Regions from separate parts of the Homo sapiens genome. Here region 2 is linked to region 1. A link is a contact called in ENCODE Hi-C or POLR2A ChIA-PET data. All regions are on one chromosome and are shown on one strand. The core of a region is the stretch at or near the end of the contact, and the rest is flanking DNA. Distances in the headings are between cores, read along the strand shown.

Evidence for each region. A loop is a pair of places that touch in the nucleus more often than their neighbours do. ChIA-PET counts read pairs that join two places held with the same protein, here RNA polymerase II (POLR2A). Pooled maps may share reads with other maps.
Region 2: a pooled map shows a loop between it and region 1 (3-fold over the local background). The contact joins the promoter of LINC01291 here to the promoter of TACR1 in region 1. A Hi-C loop is called at or near these places in 6 of 168 maps with a recorded cell type or tissue (A673, B cell, Caco-2 and 3 more), 7 of 37 single-sample maps with no recorded cell type and 18 of 50 pooled maps. POLR2A ChIA-PET finds 5 or more read pairs at or near these places in 2 of 52 experiments (BJ and Panc1).

Annotation. Positions count from the first base shown.
Region 1 is chr2:75,197,472-75,201,916 of GRCh38, reverse strand. TACR1 (tachykinin receptor 1) reads left to right here and starts at 2,397. Exons shown (of 5, transcript NM_001058.4): 1 at 2,397-3,371. The coding sequence starts at 2,983. The region is part of intron 2 of TACR1-AS1 (TACR1 antisense RNA 1); the gene reads right to left.
Region 2 is chr2:74,907,084-74,910,963 of GRCh38, reverse strand. LINC01291 (long intergenic non-protein coding RNA 1291) reads right to left here and starts at 2,003. Exons shown (of 5, transcript NR_189601.1): 1 at 1,791-2,003.

The DNA.
Region 1 (4,445 bases), core at 1,148-3,647:
GGGAGAAGAACCCCTGATGCCACCCAGGGCCCCGCTCTGACCTGCAGGCTCATAGGTGGGCAGTCATTATGGGACTTTAAGCAGAGTGACAAGGTTTGATTTATAAAACTTCAGCCTGAAATATTCGCCTTTTTTCCACCCTCAACCTCTTCCCATCCTAACTCATTCTTCAGGCTTCTTCATGGATGAGATTTTCTTCCATCTGTACGGATACCCCTCATTGTTTAGGTTAGGTGGCCTCCCTCTTCTCTCCTCACTCAGGGCTTAGTACCTTTGGTCATCATAATACCGCCCATTTTGTATGGTTCATTGCTTCTTGTTTGTCTTCCTCCATACTGTAAGTGCTTGTTCACCCCCCAGCCCCAGTGCCCAGCACAGTACCTGCTTCAAAATATCAACTTGCTGTACTAATGGAGGATAAATGGATTAATGTTTACTTTTTAGCTATTTCATATTTATTTTATATTTAGCTCTTATTACATATTTAGATTTTATTCGATTAGCTTTCTTTTTCTCCCTTAACCACTGAATAAAGTTCCTTTTGAAAACGTCAGCCTGGCTCTAATGGACAGGGAGAAAAAAGAAAAGATAACTTTAAACAGCTTGGAAGGAAAATTAAAGATAGAGAAGTTTCCCCTCCCCCCTCCCCCACCCTCCGCATCCCCTTCCCTCTCCCTTTTCCTCCCTCTCTCTGTCAGCTCTTTGAGATGGTGGAAGCCTCAAGCAGAGATCCAAGGTGGAGGAGGCATTCCCTTCCACAAAGAAGACCTCTTGTGCAGCCGCTCTAAATAAAGGGACGCTGTTCTCTTGAAAGCATCTCTAGAGTTTTCTATGCAGTGTGTTTACGGGTGCCTAGGAGAACCTGGCAAAGCAATGTGCGGTTCCTATATACGCTAAAATCCCAGGCTCCGAAAAAATACAGAGTGAAACAGCAGATTCTCCTCCCCGGCGTGGGATCCAATTTTTGCCCGGCATAAGTGTATAGTAAATTTCCCAGCCTTAAAGCACTTCCCGAGAGATGCTTTGAGCGCTCGCGGTACCAGTGCGTAAACGCCGCTCCCCGGCTGGCGCGGGTGTGCGCCAACTCCAACCTGCGCGCAAGTCTGCCGGTGCGCGCTCCAGTCCCACAGCTCCGAGTCCCCGCAGTGAAAGGAGGGGGCGGTGCACCGGGGTAGATGGGCCCCTGAGGACTCCCGGGGTTCAGTTTTCCGCGGAACTCTGCCTGCAGCAGTCTGGCGGGAACGTGCTGCGGAGCTCATCCCATCTTGGCTTCTCCAAAAGGGTTTATACGGACTGGCGAGTCTTTGCCCTGCCTCCTCCAAGTGTCTGGCACCAGTTCTACCGTTTGAAATGGTCTTGGACTGGGATACGAGGCCTCAAAGTCAGAAGACGGCAGGGCAGGATGGAGGCGGGCAGAGAAGGCTGGCTGACCTGTCCTCCAGCCCCTATGCAAACCTGGAAGGGGAACAGGGAGAAGGACCACCGATGCCACCCCGAGCCCGGCTCTGGCCTGCAGGCTTGGCAGGCGCGGAGGCGGAGGCTGCCAGGTCCCCGGGAGGCAAACGCAGCGCCGCAGTGATTGCTGGCGGAGAGCCCAGAGCCGCGCGTCTGAGCGACAAGCTGCCTATGAGTGTGGCTCCTGCGCTCACCAAGATTCGCAGGGAGCTCAGCCCTGTCCCCAGTGATTGAGCAGAGGCTCATCCAGAGGGGTCAGGTGGAGGGCTCAAATGGAGCTTCTCCTGGAACGAGGGGCCAAGTCACCAGGGTGGCTGAGGAAAGTGTCCTCAAAGCTTAGAGACTGTCACTTCCCAGGTGAATCAGCTAGCCAGGTAACTGAGCTAGATATTTTGTGGGGGTGTTTCCTAAACACAGCCTCAGGAAAGTTGTTTTCGGGACACCTGGACCAGGGAGTCGTCGCCTCTGGCTTCTCGGTAGCTGGAGCGCGGCCCGGAGCGCGGCGCTGGCACATCGCCCCCACACATGACCGTTTCCCATTGCCACAGGCAAGCCGCCTCTGCAGAGCTGTCTCAGGGCTCTGGGCTTCATTCCCTGGAAGTTGATTGTCCTCCACTCCAGCTGTTTCCCAAATCCTTCCTTCCTCCCAGCACCCCTCGTGCAACGACGATTCCAGCTGCGGACCGCATCTGTGTCAGTTACTTCCAAGCCACCTACTGCCCCCTCGCGGAGTGCGTGGGGCTCCCGGCTCGCAGACTCCCACGGCAAGTAGCAAGCAGCAAAAGGCGTGGTAGCTGCGGCGGTGGAATGAGACAGTTGTCAACAGCTGGCGCAGCTGCCGCGCTGCGCACCGGGACTGGCGAGTACGCAGCCCAGGTACTGCCCCTTCCCAGTGACGTCTCTGCAGGGGGTTATAAAAGCCTCGTGCGCAGCTAACTCGCGAGCTGAGCAACCCGAACCGAGAGGTGCCCGCGAAACTGCAGGCGGCGGCAGCGGCAGCAAAAGAGAAGGAAAAATCTCCAGCTGGATACGAAGCTCCAGAATCCTGGCCATAGGCTCAGAACTTTTACAGGTCGCGCTGCAATGGGCCCCCACTTCGCTCCTAAGTCCTCACGCAGCACAGGGCTTTGCCTTTCCCTGCGGAGGAAGGAGAAATAGGAGTTGCAGGCAGCAGCAGGTGCATAAATGCGGGGGATCTCTTGCTTCCTAGAACTGTGACCGGTGGAATTTCTTTCCCTTTTTCAGTTTACCGCAAGAGAGATGCTGTCTCCAGACTTCTGAACTCAAACGTCTCCTGAAGCTTGAAAGTGGAGGAATTCAGAGCCACCGCGGGCAGGCGGGCAGTGCATCCAGAAGCGTTTATATTCTGAGCGCCAGTTCAGCTTTCAAAAAGAGTGCTGCCCAGAAAAAGCCTTCCACCCTCCTGTCTGGCTTTAGAAGGACCCTGAGCCCCAGGCGCCAGCCACAGGACTCTGCTGCAGAGGGGGGTTGTGTACAGATAGTAGGGCTTTACCGCCTAGCTTCGAAATGGATAACGTCCTCCCGGTGGACTCAGACCTCTCCCCAAACATCTCCACTAACACCTCGGAACCCAATCAGTTCGTGCAACCAGCCTGGCAAATTGTCCTTTGGGCAGCTGCCTACACGGTCATTGTGGTGACCTCTGTGGTGGGCAACGTGGTAGTGATGTGGATCATCTTAGCCCACAAAAGAATGAGGACAGTGACGAACTATTTTCTGGTGAACCTGGCCTTCGCGGAGGCCTCCATGGCTGCATTCAATACAGTGGTGAACTTCACCTATGCTGTCCACAACGAATGGTACTACGGCCTGTTCTACTGCAAGTTCCACAACTTCTTTCCCATCGCCGCTGTCTTCGCCAGTATCTACTCCATGACGGCTGTGGCCTTTGATAGGTGAGATTAGCCTTTGTGAAAAGGCGAGAAAGTGCTCATAGAGGACCACGGCATTGCTGTGAGGTTTGGAACTGGGTGGGGTATGGGTCAAGTGGAAGATTGGCCACTCTGAGGGTTTTTTTACTGATCAACTGAGTCATTTGTTGATGGGGAACTTCATCTTATGTATTTCAACTTTTTTTCCTCTTTTTTACCCATCACTCTCTCTCTTCCTTTCAACACACATCCCCCTTTTCTTCATTTAACTCCCCTTTCTTCATCTCTTCTCCACTCATCTTCCTGACACTTTCAACTTCTGCTTTGCTCCTTTCCATATATTCCTTCTCCCCTTTACCCTTGCAGGCTGCAAACAATACCTAGGGTTTGGTCAAAGGACTAGACCCTGGAAGGGGCTTTGTAAATTCCTCCAGGCCTGTTTTTCTGTCAGACAGCCTCTTGTTGCCTTCCTGTTTTAAGTACACCTAGAGGATTCTGGGACTTTCTGCTCCCACTGCAACTCTCCAGTTTGTTGTTGTAGTTGTTGTTGTTGTTTGGTTGGTTGGTTCGTTGGTTTGTGTTTGTTTGTTTGTTTGTTTTGGATGTGAAAGAGCATTTCATCAGTATCATAAGATACTCAGAATTCTAATGCAGTTTACTCTGTAATGCTAGGAATTCTCATTCAGGAATGAGAGACAGTTATGCTATCCTTAAGAAACTCCACGGATAGGGATCCAGGAAGCTTACCCAAGAGGTGTTCTAAATTTCTCCTGCAATGTAAAATGTATGTATTTAGCCTGTCTCTATCCACAGAGAAACATGCTTGGCAAAGGCATTTGAGAGCTCTTCTGTTCCGGCAACCAACAGGTTAGGGTTCCCAAAGCTGACTGAAAGTGAAAAGGTTGGCATTTCAAACACTGGGGATGGTATTCTGGAATGAATGGCTCTTCAGGTAGCATGATGGAAAATTGATTATTGGAGCACAGCTCTGTTGGTATTGTCTCCTTTGTGAGTATCTTAGGTCTCCAATGTGTATGTCTATGTGTGCACAGGTGTTAAATGTTTACCTGGGATGTGAAAGTATGCTTAAAACACCTA
Region 2 (3,880 bases), core at 754-3,253, 290 kb after region 1:
ATTTTTTGTATTTTTATTAGAGACAGGGTTTCACCATATTGGCCAGGCTGGTCTAGAACTCCTGGCCTCAGGTGACCCACCCACCTCAGCCTCCCAAAGTGCTGGGATTACAGGTGTGAGCCACTGCACCCAGCCAAATATCCTCATTTCATAGAACAGGATGGCAGGCCCAGAAGGTCAGGTGAACAACCCAGATGATGGGCAATGGCAAATGTTCCCTCTTGTCCACACCAGTGCTCTTACCCACCCAGGGCAGTGGGAGGCCTATGAGATCTCTGACATTGTTTTCAAACATGTTTGGAATCACAGGCAAGTAAAGACTACTGCTGTCCAAGAAGAAAATAAAGATCACCTGTAATTTTCCCATCCCAGAAATAACTTCTGTGAATGCTGTGGAATATATCTGCCTCTGTGCTTGCCTCTCCCCCTCCCTTCTAATTCTATGCTCAACACTAGAGAAAACAGTTTTCAAGCACATATATAAGGGTTATGACATTGTCCGTATACCAGGCCTCAAAGGATTACTTGATAAATTCCAAAGAATCAATGTCATACAGATCATGTTCTCAGACCAGAATGCCAAAAAATTAGAAATGAATAACAGAGGGATAGTTTATACAAACATATTACTGGAAACTAAATAATATATTTTAAAAGGTAAAAAAAAAAAAAAAGTATAGCAAATTGCTAGTTGCTTAGAGTATCAATGAAATGGCAATGTATCAAAATGTGTAGGACTTACAGCAGTAGATAGAAATTATAACTTCAAACACAAGTAAAACTGTAAATTCAAGAAGTTGGAATAAGATCAACAGAGCCAAGAAACAAGAAGGAAAAATAAGTAAAGAAAGGCAAAAATCAATAAAATGGAGAAGGAAAAAACAGAAAGAAATGACCAAATCAAAAGCTAATTATTTGAAAAGATTAGTGAAATAAAATTCTGGCAAGACTGATCGAGAAAAAGAGTGAGAAAGGCCAGGAACGGTGGCTCACGCCTGTAATCCCAGCACTTTGGGAGGCTGAGGCGGGCGGATCACAAGGTCGGGAGTTCAAGACCAGCCTGGCCAATATGGTGAAACCCCATTTCTACTAAAAATACAAAAATTAGCTGGGCGTGGTTGTGCGCACCTGTAATCCCAGCTACTCAGGAGGCTGAGCCAGGAGAATCGCTTGAACCTGGGAGGCGGAGGTTGCAGTGAGCCGAGATCACACTATTGCACTCCAGCCTGGAGCAATAGAGTGAGACTCCGTCTCAAAAAAAAAAAAAAGAAAAAAGAAAAAAAGAAAAAGAGTGAGAAAATGAAATTGCAATAGATAAAACCTACAATGAAAAAGGGGGAAAAACAATTACAGGCACAACAAAGATGAAAGAATAATGTAATTGCAGTAACCCTTCTGAAGTAACGTTGTCAAAATATCAAACCTAAACCTGATCATGGATTTGAGATGGGATAGTTCCTTTGACCCCCTTCATGGGCAGGAACTGGAGTGGCTCGTTTCACTCAGCCCGTCACTGGCCACTCCTCGCATGGGGGAGCGTAAGAGCAAGCGGGTGCAGGAACCCAAGCAAACGAACCCCAGAACCCGCCGGTCGCTCCTCTCTGGAGGGAGCAGGCTCTATGCATGCTACACAGCAGTGTCCATGCATGTTTCAACCAGCGCTCTTTCAGCTCTGCCGTCCAGGTACGGCCAAGTGCCAACCAGCTCAGTGGAGAGTCAGGGTGGTAGCCCCTGCCCTCTTGGCACCTGAGTTCTCGTTTGGCGTCCAGGAAGAATCAGCTCACACGAACCGTTTGAAAGGTGATGAATGCGGAAGACTTCATTGAGCGGTGGGTGGCTCTCAGCGGAAAGGGAGGCTGGAAAGCAGATGGGAACGTGAGCTTTCTCTGAAGCCCGGCAGTCTCCGGCCAGGTCCCTCTCTGAAGCCGCACCGTCTGAAGTTAGCCGCATCTATCCATTGTCTCTGACACTCAGCTGCGTGTATCCTCGCCGCTCAGCCGCTTCTATTGCGCTGCCAGCTGAAGTCTTTTATGGGCACAGGATAGGGGCGGGGCAGGCCAAAAAGGCAACATTTGCTTGGAAAACCAGGATCACCTGTTTTCACTTAGGGCGGTGGTTCCTGGCTTAGGGGTGGGGTTTAGCTGGGAGCCCAGCCCTTCTGTATCAGATTGAGATTTAACTACCAATTTACAGGAATACAGAGGACAAGGGAACGTGTCAAACTAGAGATGCAATCATAGGAAACTCTGGGAGGAAAACAGAAAGCTGAAAAGAAACAGAGGTTATGAGAAATTAAAAGGCAGGTCTGCCAAGTGCAATGTGTAAACTTTGGATTCTGATTCAAATGACAAAGTTATCTCCCCCGCCAAAAAAAAAAAAAAAGACATTTGTGAGAAAATTGGAAGTTTAAACACTAATGGGGAGTTTCTTGATGTTGATAAATTATTATCTGGGGAGGAGGTAATGACACTGTGAACAGGTTGAAAAAGAGTCTTTGTCTTTTGAAGATTTTTACCGGAGCATTTGCAGGTGTCATTATACAATGTCAGAGATTTACTTCAAAGAATTGTGAGGGGATGTGGGCGGGGCTCTAGATGAAACAACATTGGCCATGAATTGATAACTGCTGAAGCACCAGAGGTTTATCAATCCACTTTTGAATGTATTCGAAATTTTCTAAAAAAAAAAAAAGTTTTTAGAGTATTATGAACAACTGTATCCAAATAATGTGAAACTTTAGATATTATAGACAACTTTGTGGGGAAATACTAAATGCCAAGATATAGTATACTTGAATAGACTAACAAGCATTAAAGAAATTGAAACGCTAATCATAGCTCCTCTCCCTAAAGCCCAGATAGCTTTACAAATATGCTCTACCTGTCTTCAAGAGACAGATTTTTTTATCTCACAAATTGTTGCAGCAAGTGAAAAAGAGAAAATTGTCCAGCCTTTTTTATGAAGCTAATGTAATCTTGATTCAAAACTAGATTGGGCCAATACAAAAAAAAAAAAAAATTACATGCTCATTGTATTTCTGAATAAGTGATATGGTTTGGCTGTGTCCCCACCCAAATCTCAAATTGAATTGTATCTCCCAGAATTCCCACGTGTTGTGGGAGGGACCCAGGGAGAGGCAATTAAATCATGGGGGTTGGTCTTTCCTGTGCTATTCTCATGATAGTGAATAAGTCTCACGAGATCTGATGGGCTTATCAGAGGTTTCTGCTTTTGCTTCTTCCTCTTTTTTTTTTTTTTTTTTTTTAGACAGAGTCTTGCTTTGTCACCCAGGCTGGAGTGCAGTCGCTCAATCTTGGCTCACTGCAACCTCCGCCTCCCAGGTTCAAGCAATTCTCCTGCCTCAGCCTCCTGAGTAACTAGGATTACAAGCACCCGCCATCACATCTGGCTAATTTTTGTATTTTTAGTAGAGACAATTTCACCATGTTGGCCAGGCTGGTCTTGAACTCCTGACCTCATGATCTACTCGTCTTGGCCTCCCAAAGTGTTGGGATTACAGGCGTGAGCCACCATGCCCAGCCACTTTTTCCTCATTTTTTCTTGCCATGTAAGAAGTGCCTTTTGCCTCCTGCCATGATTCTGAGGCCTCCCCAGCCATGTGAAACTGTAAGTCTAACTAAACCTCTTTTTCTTCCCAGTGGGTAAGAAATACCAGGAGTGGGGTATTGCTGAAAAGATACCTGAAAATGTGGAAGTGACTTTGGAACCGGGTAACAGGCAGAGATTGGAACAGTTTGAAGGGCTCAGAAGAAGACAAGGAAAAGTGGAAAAGTTTGGAACTTCCTAGAGACGTGTTGAATGGCTTTGCCCAAAATGCTGATAGCAATATGGACAGTAAGGTGCAAGCTGAGGTGGTCTC